Linked DNA regions of Homo sapiens: all the other regions are linked to region 3. Evidence: chromatin loops called from intact Hi-C (ENCODE). Cell type or tissue: Panc1. All regions are shown on one strand.

Region 1 (8,000 bases), 180 kb before region 3:
GGTTATATTCATGAGAGATTTGGGTCTACATTCTTTCGGAGGAAGGTTTCTGGTTTTAGTATCAGGGTAATATTAACCTCATAAATAAGTTAAGAAATGGTCACTCTGCTTCCATTTTTTGGAAGAATTCTTGATAAATTGTTAGTAATTCTTTAACTTTTTTGTAGATTTGCCAATGAATCCTATCTGGTGCAGCTAGCTGGTCTTAGGCTTTCCTTTGTGGGAAGTTTTTAATTACTAATTCAATCTCTTTACTTGTTATATGTTTCTTAAAATTGTCTATTCTTGAGTCCATTTGGGCATTATGTGTCTTTCTAAGAATTTTTTATTTTATCTAAGTTACCTAATTTATTGCCATGCACCTGTTCATAACATTCCATTATAATCCTTTTTATTTCTTTAAGGTCACTCATAATGTGAGGACACAGTTTTAATTGCCTACTTCAAAGGCACAATTTATTTATTTATTTATTTGAGACGGAGTTTCACTCTTGTTGCCCAGGCTGGAGTGCAATGGCACGATCTCGGCTCACTGCAACCTCCACCTCCCGGGTTCAAGCGATTCTCCTGCCCCAGCCTCCCTAGTAACTGGGATTACAAGCACCTGCCACTACACCCAGCTAATTTTTTGTGTTTTTAGGAGAGACGGGGTTTCACTATGTTGGCCAGGCTGGTCTCAAACTCCTGACCGCAGGCGATCTACCCGCCTTGCCCTCCCAAAGTGCTGGGATTACAGGCGTGAGCCGCTGCACCCAGCCGAGCACAGTGTATTTAAAGTCTCGTACTTTTTTGTCTAAAAAGTCATAGAATAGATCTATTTTAATACAAAAATAATATTTCACATTATTTAACATTAAGCAAAATTGAAGTACCAGGGAGCATTCCCATATTTATCTTGTTTCACCACTCCATCATCCAGCAAGGCCCGGGCCCCCCTATGTGAGACACATCATGACAAGATAGATTCTCCTTAATCAGGGTTTTCTAGCTCTTTCCAGGACAGCTGATCTGTCCCTAACTCTGCTAAGATCCTGAGTTGAATTACCAGGGCTCCACAATAGACTCACAAACTGGAGAAACAGGACCAAAGAGCTAACAAGTTTCATTGGGTGGATAGAGGAACTCACAAAACATTCATGTGCTCTCATAGGTCAGGGGAGATTATGTTGTTAGTAGGAGTATTTGTGTGGAGTGTATCTATGTCCTGTGATGAAGGTGGCAGTGCAGGATCACCTGTAACTGTCATCTCCTTTTACCTCTGGGATAACAACAGCAAAAACTAAGGACCCCAAGTGAAGTATTTTCCTTTGAATAAACACCAGAAAAGACCATTTCTAACAGAGCTACATTTCAGATGATTGACTAATGCAAGTCTCATTTCTTTCAACTTCAACAAATGAGGTCATAGCCAACATTCAGGTATTCCCTGTAGAAAAAAAAGAAAGAAAGAATGAACGAAAAGGAAAACCCAGCATTAAACTGTGTTTTTAGAATAAATTGGTTATCTTTAACCTGGACGGTTAGGTGGCATTCACATAAACCTGAGATAGAAGTGATATTTAATGCATACATTAGCTGAAACATTTCCTTCAAATCCTTAAAATTAAATTAATCATAAATTAATCACTCAGCTTCAGTTCCTAGCAAAGATAATCATTATTAAGGTGTGTTAAATTCGTCGCAATAAAAATATATTCAATTTCCCTCTTTATATTTTTTAGAAAAACTGTTCTTGAAAACCACCTGCTATTTAGTCATTGACAAGTTTGGATCAGACATCATAAAACTGTGAGTATGCCATGACACATAACTCTGATTCCATTGCTGGGACATGGGAGGAACAAGAAAACTGGGAGGTGGGAGGCTCTGTGTTCAGCATGATGCGCTTTCTGGACAGGGCTCGAGGTGTTATTCCAGCTCTTAGTAATAGTGGAAAATTGGAACCTAATTTGGATCCTTCGTCACTCTACGCAAAGGCTCCCCTTGAATTACAGTGTGGTAACCTGTACTTGGGTGATTGAACCTTTCTCCTGAGCCCTCTCCGCCTCCCTGGATTCCCAGGCCACATCTTCTCTCCCCACTTAGCTGGTTTCCTGGCTTCTCTCCGCCTCCCTACTCCCAGCCCTTGCTCCTCGCATTATCACAGTCTGCTTTTTCTTTTACTGTTTTTCTTTTTTTCCTTTTTTCTTTTCCTGAGACAGAGTCTTGCTCTGTAGCCCAGGCTGGAGGGCAGTGGTGTGATCTCGGCTCACTGCAACCTCCACCTCCCAGGTTCAAGCAATTCTCCTGCCTTAGCCTAAGAGGCTGGGATTACGGCGGGCATGTGCCACCACACCGGCTAATTTTTGTATTCTTAGTAGAGATGGGGTTTCACCATGTTGGCCAGGATAGTCTCAAACTCTTGACCTCATGATCCACCCACCTTGGCCTCTCAAAGTGCTGGAATTACAGATATGAGCCACCAGGCCCAGCTACTATTTTTCTTTTTTTGAGCTCAGGGCACTGAATCAAATAAGCCCTGTTTCTCAGTTCATGGCAGTCTCTCATCAATGATCCATACATGGCTGTCTTACACTTTTTATATTCTTATTTAGTTACTTTGAATACTGAAATAAGCTCCTGAACCCACCACCCAAAACAGTCTAGGACCTTGACCATAACTTTCTCTGCTCCTATGGTCCCTCCCCTTTATTCTCAGGCTTTTCCCACCCAAGTGAGCATCATCCTAAATTCCGTGTTCATCCTTCTTCTGCTTTCTATAAAAAAAATTATGGAGGTTTTTCTATAGTTTTATTATGTATAAAATATACAAATATAAATCATTCATTATCATATAATACATGTTATTATAAACATTTTATAATTTATTACACATAAATTATATGTTTAATTGCTTTCTGGTTTTAACTCTTGTGAACAGTACTCCTAGGAACATTCTATTTTTTTTTAACTTTAAGTTCTGGGATACATGTGCTGAACATGCAGGTTTGTTACATAGGTTTACATGTGCCATGGTGGTTTGCTGCACCTATCAACCCGTCATCTGGGTTTTAAGCCCCACATTCATTAGGTATTTGTCCTAATGCTCTCCCTCCCCTTTCCCCCACCTTCTGACAGGCTCTGGTGTGTGATGTTCCCCTCCCTGTGTCCATGTGTTCGCATTGTTCAACTCCCACTTATGAGTGAGAACATGTGGTGTTTGGTTTTCTGATCTTGTGATAGTTTACTGAGAATGATGGTTTCCAGCTTCATCCGTGTCCTGCAAAGGACGAGCACTCATCCTTTTTATGGCTTCATAGTATTCCATGGTGTATATGTGCCACATTTTCTTTATGCAGTCTATCATTGATGGGCATTTGGGTTGGTTCCTAGGAACATCCTTACATGATTCCTCTTCAAGGGGCCATTAGCCTTACAGCAGAGATGTTCACAAGACAGCATCCCCCCTCTACAACAGGGTAGCCTAGAGTCTACAACATTTTAAAGACAGAAGGAACTTAAAATCATACAGGCAGGGAGGTCATCAGTAATCTGTCATACTGTGCATCTGCCTCTCTTAATAGCGATCTCGCTCTGTTGTGGCAAACAATTTTTCATAACCCCTGGGCTGTGTTTGGAAGGCAGGGACCCTTTATTCTTAGCTAGTGCCACTATTATTGCCACTGCCTCCTAACAGGACTCCAGGCCTACAAACTTGCCCATTGCCCTGCAATTTCATAATCTACATTATAGCTAGACTAGTATGTTTTAATGCAAACCTAACTATGGTACTCCCTTAACGTAAAATTATTCGAAGTCTTCACATCCTCTGGAGGACTCCTAGCCCCATACACAAGGCTCATCAGGAACTGGTTTCTGAGGGCATTTCCAGACTCACCCCTTGCCACTCCATAGCACACTACACTTCAAACCACTTGTAGTCTCCCCACACACCAGGAGGTTTCTGCCTCAGGATCTTTGTACGAGATGTTCACTCAGCTTGGCACATCCAAAACCTCTACCCCCTACCTCTACCCCAAACAAATCTTATGAACCCACTCCTATACACACAGGCAAACAGGCACACACACACACACACACAAACACGTGCACACACACAGATGCACACACGCACACACACATACACACACACGCATGAGCACATGCACACTCATACAGACATGTACATTCATGAGCATGCACGCATTTTCCTAATACCCTGTGCAAGCCCGTAGCATGGCATTTACCACAGCTGTTTGTAACTGAATTATCCATTTACTTTTCTAAGCTGCTATCTAGATGGAAAACAGTTTGAGGGCTAGGACTACATTTTATTCATCTTTGCATCTATCTGCAGGTACTTAGCAAAATACTGACTATATGTTTATGAAAGTAAAAAAGAAAGTAAGAAAAAGAGGTAGGAAGAGTTGGGGGGAAAAGGAGAGAGCTTTGTATCTCCAGGCCCAGGTGTAATACTTAAGCATGGAAAGTCTTCAATAAGTGTTTGTTGAATTAATAAATTTTTTTAAAAAAAGTATGATTACAGATGAGCCATGACTAGATTGCTGTGAAGAAAGCCTTTTAAAAGTATGAAAACAGTAAAAAAAAGAAACCCTTTTCGTCTATTTGATGAATCTATTTATACACCTAGTAGGAGCCTAGATCAGGGAACCAGATCAGCAAGCTGAAAAGTCCCAGAACTCAAAGGGGGCAATACATGCAAATGTCCAAAAGGGGGTGCCAGAGAGCAGCTCCCAACAGCAGTGTGCTGGGAGTTACCGAGAAGTGGCCTGGGTAATTCAGACACAACTTGCTCTTCTGTACCTGGCTATAGAGTGGTGAGTGTGAGAACCAGTGAAGCACAAGGATCAGAGAAAGGACAGACACAATACTCATCACTGCAGATGCAAACTGTACAGCATGTGAACTGTACAAGAGACAAGCGGGCATAGGTATGGAGAAAGAATGGGACCAGCGGGCCGGGCGCGGTGGCTCACGCCTGTAATCTCAGCACTTTGGGAGGCCAAGGCGGGCGGATCACGAGGTCAGGAGATCGAGAGCATCCTGGCCAACATGGTGAAACCCTGTCTCTACTAAAATACAAAAAAAATTAGCCGGGTGTGGTGGCGCGCGCCTGTAGTCCCAGCTACTCGGGAGCTTGAGGCAGGGGAATCGCTTGAGCCCTGGAGACCGAGGTTGCAGTGAGCTGAGATGACGCCACTGCACTCCAGCCCGAATCACATTTTTCTTTCTAATAAAGAGACTAATTCTCGCTAGCATGAGGTGGGCCACTTTTGAAGAACCACAGATGTAATAAATGAATAAATAACAGATGTCTGATCCCACCTTCGTGGTTCTGTCCACCATGTGTTTTGTTTGTCCATAATTTCCTATGTGTATTAGTTGTGAGCTGATAGAAATGTTTCCTCATTGGGCATGTTCTTCATACAGCTTGTTTTAAGCCATCAGACACAGCTCGAGATTGATGGAGAGCCTGAAAATGACAACCTCATGATTTAGTTTTACTTGAATATCAGTCTTCCAATATTAAATGTATTTTCTAACCCAAAGGGCATCCTTCCTTATTATTTCACACCACTCAGTTCTCAATAATTCATGGACTAATTGTGCAGCAATTACATTTCCTTCCTACAGGCAGAGCCACAAGATGTTAAAAAAAAAAAACAAAAAAAGGATACCTGAGAACTCAGGGGTTCCCCTAAGAACCTGAGTCATGCAGGGAGGAGCTACTTCAGGGGGCAGCTCAATCCCAGCCAGTGACACAGCTGGGTCCCCTCTGTGTGTCTCAGACCGCCATTGCTCTCTCCATTCCTGTAGCAAGCCTGACTCTGGTCTCTGTCTGGCTGTGTTGCTTTCTGGTATCTATTTATGCTTCTCTCTAAATCACAAATTCTTATGTCCTAAGCCCAGGAGCTCTCTGAGATCAGGACAGGCATAAACTACTAACAGTTTTAAGAAAAAAATGCAAAACAGAATTGATAACAATTATGGTATACCTTAGATGTAATTAATGGCTTTGGGAGAGGCATTAAAAATACAGGGCAGAGCCACTGCACTCTGTGACTCATGCCTGTAATCCCAGCACTTTGGGAGGCTGAGGCGGGTGGATCACTTGAGGTCAGGAGTTTGAGATCAACCTAACCAACATGGTGAAACCCCATCTTTACTAAAACTATAAAAATTAGCCAGGCATGGTGGTGAGTGCCTGTAATCTCAGCTACTCAGGAGGCTGAGGCAGAAGAATCACTTGAACCCAGGAGGTGGAGGTTGCAATGAGCCAAAATCATGCCACTGCACTCCAGCCTGGGCAACAGAGAAAGACTCCATTTAAATTAAAAAAAAAAAAAAAAAAAGGTGGGGGGGGAATATAATTCTGTTATTCCCAAGATAATTACAAGATTTATAGAAATAATTAAATTCTAGTACACTATAAAGGATGTGACCTAGAAACAAGATAAAAGTATTAAGTTATATGAAGAAGATCTTCCAGTTCTGCTGGGGGATCTCTGTGACTACAATTTGTATATAAAACCTCCTTTGAAAGTAATGTCACAGGTCTAAATATGAGCACTTTCAAGTGAAAAAGGCTCTATTCCCCTAACCCTGCCACAGGCTCTGTTACTCTGCCATGTGGTCATCCTTGCTCCTCTTTAGATTTATGATGATAACGATGGTCATCATCATCGACTGTAATTCTACCATGATTCTAATTCAAGCAATCAATTAGCTGGCTATGCCAAAGTGTTGAAGCCCTGCCCTTCCTGCATGCTGCACTCTGTACACTTCTATAGCTGTAAAGGTAGTAAAAGGAAGTAAATGAAAATGTGATAGGTTCAACATTATGAAGTTTGAAAGTCACCACTCTGTTCTAACAGCAGGTTAAAAAGCTGAACAAACTGAAAAACCAACAATACTTCATAGATCTTTAAGAGAAGTAAGATCAGGGCTGGGTGTGATGGCTCACGCCTGTAATCCCAACACTTTGGGAGGCCAAGGCAGGTGGATCACTTGAGTCCAGGAGTTTAAGACCACTTTGGCCAACATAGTGAAACCCCGTCTCTACTAGAAATACAAAAATTAGCCGGGGGTGGCGGTGCACCTCTCTAATCCCAGCTACTCTAGAACCTGAGGCATTAGAATCACTTGAACCCAGGAGGCGAAGGTTGCAGTGAGCTGAGATAGCGCCATTGCACTACAGCCTGGGTGACAGGGGGAGACTCTGCCTCCAAGAAATCAAACAAACAACAAAAGAAGTAAGATTATTGGGCAAGCAGCTGCCTCCGAAAGTGGGGAGAAACAGGTGGATACAGAGAATCACAACTTTCCAGGGCAAAAATTGCCACAGGAGCCAGCATTAAAGAAAGATAATCTGTACTGTAATAGACAAATTGCTGGAGCTAGACGTAGACAAGACTGTGTTAAAAATTCCAGGGGAACCAAGTCATAGGGGTGTGCCCACCCACTCTTTTGTGAGTTTTACCTCCAAGAGTTCAACTGATTTCTCATAGTAGTTATTAGAGACACACACACACACACAAAAACCTCTCATGTTTCTGATGGTAGGAGTGAGGGAGCAGGGGAGAAATGAAAAAGAGTAGAAAACAAAAATAAAAACAAAGAACAACGGTAACAAATAAAAAACAGTAACAAATATGGTAGGTATTAACTATATCAATAATCATTTTGACTGTCAATGGTTTAAATGCACCAACTAAGAAACAGAAATTGTCAGAGTGGATCAAAAAATTAGACTCAATTATATGCTGTCTAGCAAGAAACTCACTTTAAATATAAAGATAAATATAGATTAAAAGGAGATAGAGAAAGCTATACCATGCTAGCATTAATCAAAAGAAAGAGCAGCCATGTTAATTTGAAACAGAACATACTTCAAAGTGAGGAAAGTTATCAGGGATAAAGGGATAAGAGTTACATAATGATAAAGTGGTCAGTTCTCCAATAAGACAAAAATTCTTAATATGTATGCACCAAAAACAGAG
Region 2 (8,000 bases), 480 kb before region 3:
CACTGAAAATTATATTCTTTGAAACTATTTCAACTTTGATGAAAATTTTCTGTTTTGTTTTATTTTTGAGACTTGCTCTGTCACCCAGGCTGCAGTGCAGTGGTGCGATCTCAGCTCACTGCAACCTCCGCCTCCCAGGTTCAAGCAATTCTCCTGTCTCAACCACCCAAGTAGCTGGGATTACAGGCATGTGTCACCATGCCTGGCTAATATTTGTATTTTTTTAATAGAGACAGGGTTTCACCATGTTGCCCAGGCTGGCCTCGAACTCCTGACGTCAAGTGATCTGCCTACCTTGGCCTCCCAAAGTGCTGGGATTACAGGTGTTAGCCACCATGCCTGGCCTGATGAAAAATTTCATCTGTTGACTTAAAAATGTCTGAGCGATACATATAGTTTTTAAAATAGGGAGTGGGGAAATCACTGCTGTGTCCGGAATTGGTGGGTTCTTGGTCTTACTGACTTCAAGAATGAAGCCGTGGACCTTCGCAGTGAGTGTCACATCTCTTAAGGTGGCGCGTCTGGAGTTTGTTCCTTCTGATGTTCAGATGTGTTCAGAGTTTCTTCCTTCTGGTGGGTTCATGGTCTCGCTGGCTCAGGAGTGAAGTTGCAGACGTTCGCAGTGAGTGTTACAGCTCTTAAGGTGGCGCTTCTGGAGTTGTTCATTCTTCCCGGTGGGCTCATGGTCTCGCTGGCTTCAGGAGTGAAGCTGCAGACCTTCGCGGTGAGTGTTACAGCTCATAAAAGCAGTGTGGACCTAAAGAGTGAGCAGTAGCAAGACTTATTGCAAAGAGCGAAAGAACAAAGCTTCCCCAGTGTGGAAGGGGACCCGAGCGGGTTGCCACTGCTGGCTCGGGCAGCCTGCTTTTATTCTCTTATCTGGCCCCACCCATGTCCTGCTGATTGGTAGAGCCGAGTGGTCTGTTTTGACAGGGCGCTGATTGGTGCGTTTACAATCCCTGAGCTAGATACAAAGGTCCTCCACCTCCCCACCAGATTAGCTAGATACAGAGTGTGGACACAAAGGTTCTCCAAGGCCCCACCAGAGTAGCTAGATACAGAGTGTCGATTGGTGCATTCACAAACCCTGAGCTAGACACAGGGTGCTGATTGGTGTGCTTACAAACCTTGAGCTAGATACAGAGTGCCGATTGGTGTATTTACAATCCCTGAGCTAGACATAAAGGTTCTCCACATCCCCACCACAGCAGCTAGATACAGAGTGTCGATTGGTGCACTCACAAACCTTGAGCTAAACACAGGGTGCTGATTGGTGTATTTACCATCCCTGAGCTAGACATAAAGGTTCTCCACATCCCCACCAGACTCAGGAGCCCAGCTGGCTTCACCCAGTGGATACCACACCGGGGCTGCAGGTGGAGCTGCCTGCCAGTCCTGCGCTGTGCGCCCACACTCCTCAGCCCTTGGGTGGTCGATGGGACTGGGCGCAGTGGAACAGGGGGCGGCGCTCATCAGGGAGGCTCCAGACGCACAGGAGCCCACGGAGTGGGGGGGAGGCTCAGGCATGGCGGGCTGCAGGTCCCGAGCCCTGCCCCGCGGGAAGGCAGCTAAGGCCCAGTGAGAAATTGAGCTCAGCGCCGGTGGGCTGGCACTGCTGGGGGACCCAGTACACCCTCTGCAGCCGCTGGCCCGGGTGCTAAGCCCCTCATTGCTCGGCAACGGCAGGGCCGGCTGCTCCGAGTGCGGGCCGCCAAGACCACGCCCATCTGGAACTCCAGCTGGCTCGCAAGCGCCGCGCGCAGCCCCGGTTCCCGCTCGCGCCTCTCCCTCCACACCTCCCTGCAAGCCGAGGGAGCTGTCTCCGGCCTTGGCCAGCCCAGAAACGGGCTCCCACACTGCAGCGGTGGGCTGAAGGGCTTCTCAAGTGCCGCCAAAGTGGGAGCCCAGGCAGAGGAGTCACCGAGAGCGAGCGAGGGCTGTGAGGACTGCCAGCACGCTGTCACCTCTCACTGCCTTAGAAGACAGGATCATGAATGTGGCTTCCATAGTTCAAGACCATCCTAATGATGGACTGGAACTTGTTTCCTTCTCATGGAGCAAATTGAGGCCTATGTGGGCATCTCAGCCCTCACTCAGTCTATTGCTCTGCAACTTAGATGGTAGCTGATAGAGACATAGGGCCCTAATGGGACATTGTTAAAACACAGTCTCCTAAATGTCAGGCCTCAGTTATATAGATCAGAAAAATTTTCCCTGTACTGGCACTACTGATTAGCCAGCTAGGGGAGAAAAAGAACAGCAGTCTCGCTCCAGGAGGCAGAAGGCTGGCCTTTATCCTGATGTACCTGTAGGATGGATGGGAGCCTGCACCATGCTCTGGCTTCACGGATTGGGTTGTACCACTCAAGTGGACATTTAAGCCTGCTTAGAAACCTTGATGCATGTTATAGTTTGAAATATGTCCTCCTCAAAAATATATACCAGAGTCCTGGCCTGGCATGGGTGGCTTACGCCTGTAATCCCAGCACTTTGGGAGGCCGAGGTAGGTAGATCACCTGAGGTCAGTAGTTCGAGACCAGCCTGGTCAACATGGCAAAACCTCGTCTCCACTAAAAATACAAAAATTAGCTGGGTGTGGTGGTGGGCGCCTGTAATCCCAGCTGCTCAGGAGGCTGAGGCAGGAGAATCGCTTGAAACTGGGAGGTAGAAGTTGCAGTGAGCCGAGATCGCGCCATTGTACTCCATCCAGCCTAGGCAACAAGAATGAAACTCTGTTTCAAAAAACTATAGATATAGATATAGTTATATAGATATATAGATTGAAGTCCTAACCTCCGAAAGTTCCCTTATTTGGAGATAGGGTCTTACAGAGGTAATCAAGTTAAAATGAGGACATCAGATGGACCCTAATCCAGTGTGACTAGTGTCCTTATAAAAAGGGAACACTGGATGCAGAGACAGACATGCATAGAAGGAAGATGATGTAAAGAGACACAGGGAGGAGACAGTCATCTACAGGCCAAGGAGAAAGGCCTGGAACAGAGCCCCTTACAGCCTTCAAGAGGAACCGACCCTGCTGATGCAGACTTCCAGCCTCCAGAACTGTGAGACAATGAATTTCTGTTGTTTAAACCACCCAGTGTGCCATACTTCGTCATGGCAGTCCTAGCAAACTGATAGAGTGCACTCAAAAGCACAGATTCTTTTCATGGACTTTCCAAAGCCCAGGGACTTCTGTTTCTTCTAGCTGTGTTTTGAAATTGCGACATGGCATGGGTCATCAGGATACGAGTTGTTATCTCCTTCCCGTAAGAGCAATTAAGGTCAAAGACTGAAGCCAGAGCTCTTGGGTTTAAGTCCCATTAGCTGTGTGACCTCTGGCCCTAATGGTGTCTCTTGTAAAATAGAATAATAATACCTGCTTCTTAGATTACTTGGAGGACCAAGTGAATTAATAACATGTAAAACTCTTGGTGCTCGGCACATAATAAGTGCTCGACAATGAAACGTTCATTGCCATTGTTGGGGGGCCAGAAAGCAACCACTGCCTGAGAGCACCCCAGACCCATGAATCACACAGCAAGAAAGAAAGCCCGCATGGTCCCCTGGAATTCTAGAAGTTTTATTTGTGAAATTACCTTACAAATGTTAGAGAGGTTTAAAAAAAATCTCTGCTTGTCTTTTCTCTTGTTTTATCCTGTCTTATTCTTGGAAAAGTTAATATTTGAGAATAGCTAGCATGTCCTATTAATCCCTTTTTTAGAAAAGGACCCGCTCCGACACCAGTTGGCAGTTAGGTTTCATCAGTCACTCGAGATTATGGATTAACTCACTGATCTTTTTACCCTTTGAGCTAATTAGCCTCTGGACAAATACCGCTAGTCACAGAGGCCAAGCACAGCTGACCAAACACATTTCAAAGAGTAAATTTAGTGAGTAAATAACGCCAGGCTTAGATCTCTTGGTAATACTGCTTTTCTGAATCAGTGGAATCTGGATGATCTTTCCTTCCCAGGGAGAGATGGAAGTGTAATGTTTACAACCCTTCAAACCAACAGAAAAAAATGTAACGAATTAAGTCAGCTACTTCCTCCCTTGACTCCTCCTGTTCCCCCATTTAAAATGATTTCTTTTCTTATGTCTTCAAATAACAAGCTCAGTTTGACTTTAAATGACTTAAGTGTATCCTTTGGGATGGTTGTTTAATAGACCTCTTTCAAAGGGAGGCTTCCCTGTATGCCCAGCTGAAACATAATTTTTCTCAATTTAATTTAATTATCACCACCTGCCAAAACTTTCTCTCGCCTCCACAAAGCACCTTGAACAGTTCATGCCTCACCTTGGTGGTAAGGCCTGTTAAGTACTTGTAGATAATTATCCTCTTAATGTTTGGTGAAACTCAGTGTTTCTAGACCTTTCGTTCTTTGCTAAAGAAGACTTCTCCAGGTAGTCCTTTCCAAGCTCCCTTCAAGTTGTAATGATTCATACACACAACTTCACCAGTGAGGCCTCCATACCTGGGTTTCCACAGTTGCAGGGAGAACATCTCCCAAGGGTGGGCCCATCTCCTTGGCAATGGCAGTGAGGATGGTGTGTCATTCTGATGTCCAGCTCTGTCAGGTACCAGGTAGCTGGAATGGCAAGGCTCCTGGCCTCTCCCCTCATGTCTCCCTCATGTGAGCAGCCTTATCCTGTGCGTCGATGTTCTTCTGAATGCCATGTTTTTTCCTAATCCCACTCTGGAGAATCAGGAGTTTCAGACTGAGTGGCCAGCTCTGACATTGCACAACCACATACCTAAGTAACTCAGGTTTTGTGTTTTGTTCTTGCATTGAGGAAAAGAGAAGACAGGAAGCTATTGTGCTCTTATTTCAGAAGAGTGGTAAAAGTGTGGTCATTTTGTCACTTGTCACCAGTATTCAGTGATTCAACAAAACCTTTATCAAGTGTATACTACATGCCTAGTAATGTGCCAGGGACATGGAAGGAATTCAAAAAGAATACAATCCAGCTTTTGCTCTCAGGGATCTTAGAAAACAGTGAAAAGCTTATAAGATTGTAAGCAACATTAGCTAGTTAACCACAGAGTGGGAAGCCTCCAGTGGACTAAGTTGCAGTCCACTGTTTTGTGGCTACCACATTTAGAAAAAGCACACTCCACACTGGCATGGTTTTCCCAACCAGGTTATCATGTCTGCTGCTCAGCTGCATCTGGATAAATTGTGTAATATGATTTTATTGTATAGAATGCCGTGCATGTGTGTGTATTGGACAGAGGAAGATTACCAAGAAATAATTCATGGAACAAAGAAGGTATTAGGACAGCATTCAGCATATGATCCTTGGTGTGCGTGTGTGTGTGTGTGTGTGTGTGTGTGTGTGTGTGTGTGTTAAGTGTATGAATGTATTTGTGTGTGTGTTTGTGTGTGTGTTTACATATATAAGGAGAGCCTGAAAAATGAATACAATGCTATCAAGAGTGGATAATGATGGAGAATGAGACTGGAGAATCCAGAAGAAGAGTTTTATTTTTAGTATAGTATTCTTTAGTACATATTTTTACTATCGGTATAGTTTGACTTTTATAATAATTTTATTTAACCATCAAAGTAAATTCTTGAAAAATAGAAATCTTGTTAAAATATTAATAAAAATAAAACCCCTTACAATAATATGAACAACAGGGAAGCGACTAAAGGGGTTCATAAAGGGAATGTTTTACTCTTGACTTTAATTATTAAAGAAATATGATTTATTTAGAGTTTGTTTTGGAAATATTTAAAGCAGTGATTTTCATCCTTTACTAGATGTAGCCACCTTTTGAGTCTTTTAAAAATTAAGACCCAGCCCCAGGATCATCCCAGACTTTCTAAGCCAGAATTTCAAGTGAGGCTTAAGCAAGTGTGTTTTTAAACAGCACACACACCTCCTACCCCACACCCCCACCACATACTACACACATATACCACCACCAGCAGCTTCCTCAATCAATTCTGATGTGCACCAACTTAAGGCATAAAACTAGGGAAGTGATGCAAGTGGGGGGAAGCAATTGTGGCTGTAAACATACTGAGTTAAACTTCCTGTGAAATGACACAGATCTTAAATTGGGTTGAAAAACAATATACAATATCATGAATATTGAATTCACCACATATCATTATCACCCAAATATGAGAAAAAGCTAGAAATGCAAGAAGAAATGAATAAAAATATAGCTGGACTGACATTCATTACACTATTACTCTAGTATGTTAAAATATAATCTATAGAATACTTCAATAATATAATTAATGTGTCAACTAATAGGTACATATTGAATTGATACCTTTAAATATAGCTGTGATGGCATGTCTTTACATGGTAACTGTATTATGTTAAAATATAATATATAGAATACTTTAATAATATAATTAACATGTCAACTACTAGGTAGGTACATACTGAATTGATACCCTCCACTGAGAGTATGCCTTATTTTTCAGTATCCATGCAACTTTTTCAAAAATGCATCACTTACATGGCTAAAGATCCTCAATAAATTCTCAAAGGCTTTTAAATAACCACTGAACCAAAGAGGAAATCTAAACTACTACTAAAGATTACAAAAATGATGACAGTGAGAACATCACATGCCAAAACTTATGGGATATAGCCAAAGCTGCCCTCAAATAGTATATTTGTAGCCCCAAAATTATTTTTTTTAATTATTTATATAGAAAGAATGAAAACAAGTGAACTCAGGATATAACTCATTTTAGAAAATAACAACAAAAGCACCCAAAGAATACAAAAGGAAAGATAATGCAAGGCAATAAACTAGAAAATAAAAGAAATAATAGAATCAATAAATGAATCTAAGAACTATTTCTGTTAAGGCAATTATTTAATAGAAATAATTGACAATTGACATTGACAATCTATCAAATAAAATGTAGAGAAAATGTAAGAATTAACAAAATTTAATTGAAAATGACATAGAGACATAGAGCTGATTAAAATATTATTAATGAATTTAATGGGTGGCAATATGCCAGTGTGCTTTACAAAGCTCAATTAGTACACCCAGACACGCATGCCTGCACAAACAAAATAACTATGGGCTATCTGTGAATAATATATTTGGGATAAAATATATACATTGCTCATAAAGCAAAGTGTCATACTTTGCCAGTTGAAGTATAGATTAGTACAGTCTTTCTGAAAATGGCAATATATATTAAGAACTTAAAATTTTCTGTGATATTTATCCTTCTATTCCAAGTCAAAGACTTTATCCTAAGAAAATCAGAAGTGCAGAATAAATATTCTTTGATATTTTAAGAGAGACTTTAGGAAGACTCATGTCATTGGAGTGAGCTGATGATATTAATGGTTGTGGGGAGAAATAAAACCAATAGAATGATTTCATCTAGAAAAAAAAGCATGGAATTATAAACTTAAAAATAATTCTGGAAGACTCTGCACCACAATGTTAACACTCATTATTGCAGTGTAAGGATTACAAGTGATTTTTAACTTCTTCCTTTTATTTTTATATTTCTTTCTAATATTACTCAATTGGAAGGTAATATTTCTATAATTAGATAATAAACTTACTAAAACAAAAATTTAATATAAACATAATGGAAGGGTTATAATAACAGGCAAAGCACATACAAAAATCATGCCTGCATAATATATTGAGACTGAGGATGCCACCAAATCCTGATGTTCCCTGGTTAGTTTGTTTACTTTCCATTTCCCTGAAAGGGGCATGAATGAGAGGTGGAGGGAGAAGATATTAGCTAGGTTGCATTCTCTTTCCAAAGCCTGAATTCTTTTTTATTTCGTGTTTCCATCACTGGGTCTTTTATCATTAATCTCTAAGATGTCAGCTGTTCATCACCAGGTGCCTGAATCCCTACCAGAAACTCCTATTGGTGTTACCTATCCAGGGACACGGATTTCTCTTGCTCTTTCCTTTCTCTGTCCTTTCTCTCCCTGAATCTGAGCTGCTTTCTGGAAGTGGTCAGCAGCACCCTCCCTTTGCCAGAAGT
Region 3 (8,000 bases):
CAAGGAGGACTTTTAAAAGCACCTTAAGAATGACATATTGGTATATGTAGTCCTATAGATGAATAATTTTTCTAACAAATCTTCAAAGTCTATAAAAGATTTAGTCCATTAAAATGTTACAAAGTTTATTGTTTCCTGCAATATTTTTACAGGTATATAAAAAGAGCTCTCGTCCATGCTTTTGCTAAGTTACTAATTTCATTACAAGAAAGAAACAACAGGGAAGAAAAAGATTGTATACCCCTAAACTGTAGACTATAAATAGGGTTATAATTTGGCACAGGGAAAGAAATAAGGGAAAGGAGAAAAAGGATAATTAGGATGCAAAAAAGGAACATGGTTTATGAATTACCTTGAAAGCACAATTTTAAAATATAACTATTGTATACCCCTAAACTTTAGACTATAAATGGGTTATAGTTTGGCACAGGGAAAGAAATAAGGGAAAGGAGAAAAAGGATAATTAGGATGCAAAAAAGGAACATGGTTTATGAATTGCCTTGAAAGCATAATTTTAAAATATAACTACTTTAATTCATTCCCATCCTGAGACAATGCACAGAATAAAGCCAACAGTTCCTCCCTGGCCTGCTGACAACTTGATTAAGCCAAGTGACTTCTGATGTCCCCATTCAAAGGAGCAGAAATCCAAGCTAGTGCACAATGCGCAAAAGGAAGTGAGAGACGTTAATGAGATGTTGGATCATTTTGCAGACAACATCAAGGTTGACTAGCTGTGTGGACCAAGTGCACTGCAGGAGTCTCCAACCACTGGAAAATCTGACATTTGCAGAGCTGACTGTTTTGTTCTCCAGCACTGCAACCCTGCTCCCTCCCCAAGCCAGTACGGTGCTCTGCAAAGGTGCCAGCAAGAGCCTTTCCCTCCATCCATCAGAGAGCAAATTGTTCACTATGCAACCATATTCTTTCTCATGGATGCCAAAGAAAATAAAAAATAATGCAGAATATTGGCAAAAAGCCAAACATAGGCAAGGAACTTGAAGTTTTAGCATTTTACTAATTTATAAAGTGGAAACCGATGCAACATTAAGCCTGTTTAGAGCCAGGCCAGTTTGAGTGTTGGCTCTGCCGTGGAACATTAGGAAAGCTACTTAACCACTCTGACCCTCAGGCTCCTCATATTCGTATATCCTTATATTTAACACAGGACTTCTATGAGGACTAGATGAAACAACACATAAAGCACCTAACACAAGTCCACATTATCTTATTCACATTCTCCAAATCCAAAAAGCTCTGACAACCAAAGATTTGTTTCATAGCTCACTTTGGAGGCACACCCTGACCTGCCATGACATGAGGACATTTAGGCTTTATTTATCCCACTTAATATGAACATTTATGTTTCCCTGCAGAAAAATTAATGGGTTGATTATAGGGAGTTGTCCTAGACCCTTCCAGAGCATTATGTAATATATAGCATATGCATAATATTAGCTCTACATATTCAAAACGTTCTGAATTCCAAAGTACATCTGGCCCAAAGAATTTCAGATAAGGAACTGTGAACCAGAGGACATCCTCATTTGATTATTAATTTATAAATCCCCTATGCCCAGTTCATTGAGTACCAAGACCTCCTATGTATGCTTTCAATTTATGATAAAAGAGCTTATGTGAGCGTTTATGGCTGTTTTGAGTAAATTCTATGATATCAGTGAGTTCAGGGTCATCTTCCAAAAGAGAAGCAGAGTTTCTGGGCAAAGCATTCCGCTACTTCTAGACAGCACTTGAGTCTCAAGGCACAAAGCTTAAGGAGGAAAAGTTATAACCTCTCTTGTTCAGGAAACACCATTGAACAAATGAATGGAGTCAAGTTAAAGGAAACAAGGAATGGCCATACCGTAGAAGCCTGCTGAACTCCATCAGGAGCCTGGAAAAGACACTGAGGAGCACTGAGTGATTTGCCTTCTCCCTCCCAGGGTAGGTGCAAACTGCCGACTCCAGGAAGCACTCTAGGAGCTATTCAGTTGGTGCAAAAGTAATTGTGATTTAACAATTAGTGCAGTTAGGAGTGCAGCTTCAGAGCAAGTTTTCATACTACATGGCTGGTCTGCAATGCAGCAGATGGCAAGCACATGGAAATTTGGAAAGATCTAACTTGTAGGAACTGGTTTTGGGCAAAGACTTCATGACTAAAACACCAAAAGCAATGGCAACAAAAGCCAAAATTGACAAATGGGATCTAATTAAACTAAAGAGTTTCTGCACAGCAAAAGAAACTATCATCAGAGTGAATAGGGAGAAAATGTTTGCAATCTATCCATGTGACAAAGGGCTAATATCCAGAATCTACAAGGAACTTAAACAAACTTAAACAAATTTACAAGAAAAAAACAAACAACCCCATCCAAAAGTGGGCAAAGGATATGAACAGACACTTCTCAAAAGAAGACATTTATGCGGCCAAAAAACATATGAAAGAAAAGCTCATCATCATTGGTCATTAGAGAAATGCAAATCAAAACCACAATGAGATACCATCTCATGCCAGTTAGAATGGTGATCATTAAAAAGTCGGGAAACAACAGGTGCTGGAGAGGATGTGGGGCAATAGGAGCGCTTTTACACTGTTGGTGGGAGTGTAAATTAGTTCAGCCATTGTAGAAGACAGTGTGGCGATTCCTCAAGGATCTAGAACCAGAAATACCATTTGACCCAGCAATCTCTGGTATATACCCAAAGGATTATAAATCATTCTACTATAAAGACACATGAACACGTATGTTTATTGCAGCACTATTCACAATAGCAAAGACTTGGAACCAATCCAAATGCCCATCAATGACAGACTGAATAAAGAAAATGTGGCACATATACACCATGGAATACTATGCAGCCATAAAAAAGGATGGGTTCATGTCCTTTGCAGAGACCTGGATAAAGCTGGAAACCATCAATCTCAGCAAACTAACACAGGAACAGAAAACCAAACACTGCACGTTCTCACTCATAAGTGAGAGTTGAACAATGAGAACATGCGGACACAGGGAGGGGAACATCACAAACTGGGGCCTGTCAGGGGGTGGGGGGCTAGTGGAAGGATAGCATTAGGAGAAATACCTAATGTAGATGAGGGGTTGATGGGTGCAGCACACCACCATGGCACGTGTATACCTATGTAACAAACCTGCTCATTCTGCACATGTATCCCAGAACTTAAAGTATAATTTAAAAAAAAAAAAGGAAGAAGAAGAAGCACTGGTTTTGGGGAATTGCATAAATTAAATATACAGTAAGATACAACTATAAAAAATAAATAGCTCTCCATTCATTTCAGGCTGCTTAATTCTTTAGCATACGTTTATCTGAAGGGTGTCATACACTTGTACTCATTTTTAACTACATCTAAAGCTGAATTAATAATAAAATCCTTAACTTTATCAAGAGCATAAGTAATCAATCTTTCAATGCTTTTCAAATGCCACATCGGAGGATATCAAAGCATTGTGGCAAAACTACTAGTGAAGTATTGGCACCATCTGATGGGTGAGATTGGAAACTGCAAGTGTACATGTACCACTTAAAGCTGAAGTTATAAACTTTGACAAGCCAGTGTTATTTCCTCAAGTGCTGATCTCCTTCCAAAATTTTCATCATAAATCCGGCAAATTCACACTAACAGACTGATAGTCACACTAGTAGACTGAGATATTAATCAAGTTGTTAAAAGAAAACATAAATGTAAATATTTTTTAAAGAACTCTTTTATAAGAATTAAAATAAAAGACATACACAAATATACATATCTTTTTTTCACAGGTGTGTTTAAATTTAGTTCTCTTTGAGACCTGGACAGTGCACATTGGTTGTTTACATAAGGAAGAGGTTGTATATTTAGGTTGGTGCAAACGTAATTGCAGTTTTTGCCATTACTTTTAATTGCAAAAACCACTATTAAAAGTAATGGCAAAAACTACAATTACATTTGCACCAACCTAATACAATTCATTCTACAGACTCCTGCTCAAAGAAAAGCCCTATTCTTATGATACATGTGATAAATAAAAAGGAATATTTGAGCTGTATGGGCAATCTCTTTTTATGTTTTCCCACTTTATGTGACTTTTTAAACTGATTGATTGCATTAGATAAAAGGGCTTCTTCTGGGCCAGGTGTGGTGGCTCATGCCTGTAATCCCAGCACTTTGGGAGGATGAGGCGGGCTGATCACTTGAGGTCAGGAGTTCGAGACCAGCCTGGACAACATTGTGAAACCTTGTCTTTACTAAAAATACAAAAATTTGCCAGGCATGGAGGCACATGCCTGTAATCCCAGCTACTAGGGAGGCTGAGGTTGCAGTGAAACGAGATCACACCACTGCACTCCAGCCTGGGCAACAGAGCGACACCCTGTCTCAAAAAACAAAGGTAGGGGGCTTCTTCTGAGTATGTATATATAAATATATATATATATAAATATATATAAATATATATATAAATATATATAAATATATATATAAATATATATAAATATATATATAAATATATATAAATATATATATATATAAATATATATAAATATATATATATAAATATATATATATATAAATATATAAATATATATATATATAAATATATATATATATGCCCTTTTATCTAATGCAATCAATTATATATATATATAATTAGGTTCCCAACAGTCAATACTTTTAATTTTTTCACTCTTCCTCAGAAAATTTTACATAACATTTAAATGTATTAAATAAATAATAAAGACACAAATATTTTGATTAATCATTCTTCGCCTTCGGCCTAGATATGAAAATCAGGGAGACTGAAAAACTGTGGCAATTGTGGAAATAAACAAAGATTACCCAAAGGAGAACAGAGAAGGACTATTTATTCAGAACTTGCTCTAGCAAGGGAGTCAGCTACTGTCACTCGAATTTGGCAGAGACTCAAAGGCAGGCAGAGGAAGGCTTTATAGCAGGGAAAAAAATGGGGAATGCTCCAGTGTGCCCTGATTAGAGGCTGTTGGCATGGGGAAGCTGGAGGTGGTTAGGAAGAAGCAGGGCATCCTATGTGATTGGTTAGGGAAACATATTTGGCTTTCTCTGGTTGGTCTTAAGTTGGACACGGACAAAAACTATGGAAGCTGTCCATTAGTAATTAAGTGACCTCTCAGGGTTAGGGATCTTGGTTATCCTTCCATCCAGGAAAGAGGCCCACACAGCCCCAGAAGCAGACTCCAGCCATTTGGGTGGGGAATTCTGAGGACCAGATACCTGCACATGGTCCAGAAAGGGAAACGCAGGCCCTGGGTGGTCATGTCCCCTTGGCCTTGCAGAGGAGGTGCAAGGTTGGAGATGGGCTGGAGGAGGGGGGCAGGGAGGCAGTCCAAAGCTTGGAGCCCAAGGGAGGGGCCCTGTTGTCTGAGAAGCCACTGTCCTGAGCCTTTGTAAAAACACGAATCTCCCATGATGCTCTTTTCCACTTCCTAACAGCCTCTTATCTGCAGATCCTGGAGTGAGACTTTGAATTCTCCTTTGGCTAAGAGAGTTGTCTCTCACCACCAAAGGCTTACTCAGGGAAAGAATAAAAATTATTACAGGTAACCCTCCAGGCAGGGTCCAAATTTATATTCTCAGTAATTTTAGCAATAGTCACAAAACTTTATTTACATAAATCCATAACAAAAAGTAAAATTAATGTCCCAATTTCAAATATTCTGTCTCACTGGTAAACCAGTTTTCTGGACTTCTAGTTCCAGGAATATGATCACTGTGTGTGTTTGTATTGGCCATCAGGAATAGGTCTGGGATCTTCTTATGCCTTAAGACAAATGGAGGTTATAAACTATTTATGTTAAAAGAGAGAGGGAGGGAGGGAAGGAAAAAGGGATGGAGTCCTATCCGAGAGTCCTTGGTTATTTACCTTTTATAAATTAATTCCCACTAGCCAGTGTGTCAAGGTCAGCAATGACAATATCTTCCAACCCTGATATGTTCTGCATTTGAAACATGTCAAGAGTCGCTTGAGATGACTTACCTATTTTGTTGTCAAACCTATTGCTTAACTTTTCAGCTATTCTTGCCACTGCTCTGAGACAAACAGTGGAATTCAAGAGTTAGTTTTATGACCAGGCTTAAGAGTTTTTCTAAAACACTTCCAGCCAGTGAGCTCAAAACATTCCTTTTCTTAAAAACAGAATTTATTGTACACAACCTTACTGTGACAGGAGAAAGTGTTAAAATTAAAATTCAGAAGAAGCCCTTTTATCTAATGCAATCAATTAATTGAAAAAGTCACATCAAGTGAGAAAGCAAAATAAGAGATTGCATACACACACAGCTCAAATATTCCTTTTTATTCATCACATGTATTGTAAGCACAGCCCTTTTCTTTAAGCAGGAGTCTGTAGAATGAATTATATAACCTCTTCCTTATGTAAACAAACAATGTGCACTGTCCAGGTCTCTAAAGAGAACTAAATTTAAAGAAACTGATGAAGTAATCTCAGAGCATTGTTCTTCTAGATTTCTACTCTTTTTCCCTTTTGTACTTAATATGGCCGCAGTTTCTTTTTTTTAATTTATTTTTATTTTTTGAGACGGAGTCTCACCCTGTCACCCAGGCTGGAGTGCAGTGGCGCAACCTCAGCTCGCTGCAACCTCCACCTCCCGGGTTCAAGCGATTCTCCTGCCTCAGCCTCCCGAGTAGCTGAGACTACAAGTGCGTGCCACAACACCCAGCTAATTTTTGTATTTTTAGTAGAGATGGGGTTTCACCAGGATGGTCTCGATCTCTTGAACTCATGATCTGCCCGCCTTGGCCTCCCAAAGTGCTGAGATTACAGGCGTGAGCCACTGCGCTCGGCAGTTAATCTTTATAGAATCTCTGAGTTATTGTTTAAAAATTTCATTTTCACACTTTCAGTTTATATAATGTTTAACTATGACATTTACAGTATGTCATTTACAACTGGTACGATCACGTTTGGGAGCAAACACTATTGACTCTTCTGACATTTGCTTGTAGAAACAGAAATGCACACACCTGTTAGGGAGCATTCCACTAGCCTCTGATGGTTACCAAAGAATTTTACCAAGGGAATGAGCAAATTAATATAGTGATATAGTTAAGTGGGACTTACAGTCTATTTATGATGAATGCATATGTCCACGCATGCGTTCACATGCACACACACACACACACACACACACACACACACACACACACACTCCCTGACTTCTCAGGAATGTGCATCTTGAGGGAGATCCTTTAGTTTTGTTGAGAAGGGATGTTAACAACGATGCAAATGAATGAAGCCAGGAAGGATAGAGTGGAACTGGACCAAGATGGAACTGGACCAAGATGCCAGACTAGAAGCAGCTCATGTGCACCACTCTCACAGAAAGGAAACAAAAGGGCTAGTGAACACTGACCCTGCAGGCCAGTCATCTGAAAAACTACACTGTGGTCGGGTGCAGTGGCTCATGACTATAATCCCAGCACTTTGGGAGGCCGAGGTGGGCAGATTGCCTGAGGTCAGGAGTTTGAGACCAACCTGGCTAACATGGTGAAACCCCGTCTCTACTGAAAATACAAAAATTAGCTGGGCTTGGGTGGCACATGCCTGTAGTCCCAGCTACTCGGGAGGCTGAGGCAGGAGAATTGCTTCAACCCATGAGGCAGAGGTTGCAGTGAGCCAAGATGGTGCCACTGCACTCCAGCCTGCACAACAAAGCAAGACTCCATCTAAACACACACACACACACACACACACACACACACACACACACACACACATTGGGATCCATCAAGGTAGCCAAGAAACATAGAGAGCAGAACTGGGCACCAGCCTGTCTGGGCTCAGTGCAGAGCCAGGAGAATCTCTCCAATACCAGAAAGGATGAGTGAGTGAGAGCCCCCTGAGGGATTCACACTTTCCACGAGGACCTGTGCAAAACTGAGAATGGGAGAATTCTCCTGGCCTTCCCACACCCCCCACTGCACTTCAAGACTAAGGCAGAGAAC

The links. Hi-C counts contacts between places; a loop is a spot of excess contacts. Peaks named below come from ENCODE experiments on the same cell type or tissue, not always from the same donor. Only the 100,000 strongest peaks of a DNase experiment are listed, where the experiment ranks them.
Region 1: a loop joins it to region 3, with 4 times the contacts of the local background. A loop is called at or near these places in 70 of 110 quality-filtered maps.
Region 2: a loop joins it to region 3, with 5 times the contacts of the local background. A loop is called at or near these places in 24 of 110 quality-filtered maps.

What each region holds. Positions count from the first base shown.
Region 1 is chr7:36,667,731-36,675,730 of GRCh38, reverse strand. AOAH (acyloxyacyl hydrolase) reads left to right here. Exons shown (of 21, transcript NM_001637.4): 3 at 1,722-1,788. Among named protein-coding and RNA genes, the nearest start is that of AOAH, 53 kb to the left of the region's middle. In Panc1, CTCF peaks have their summits at 4,486 and 4,718 (motif pointing right); a DNase peak (open chromatin) is centred at 4,710; H3K27ac peaks cover 2,670 bases.
Region 2 is chr7:36,967,533-36,975,532 of GRCh38, reverse strand. All of the region lies in intron 16 of ELMO1 (engulfment and cell motility 1), which reads left to right. Among named protein-coding and RNA genes, the nearest start is that of ELMO1-AS1, 26 kb to the left of the region's middle. In Panc1, a CTCF peak has its summit at 7,822; no DNase peak of the experiment used is centred here; H3K27ac peaks cover 1,574 bases.
Region 3 is chr7:36,483,437-36,491,436 of GRCh38, reverse strand. No RefSeq gene overlaps it. Among named protein-coding and RNA genes, the nearest start is that of ANLN, 98 kb to the right of the region's middle. In Panc1, CTCF peaks have their summits at 3,266 and 3,502; a DNase peak (open chromatin) is centred at 3,466; H3K27ac peaks cover 3,584 bases.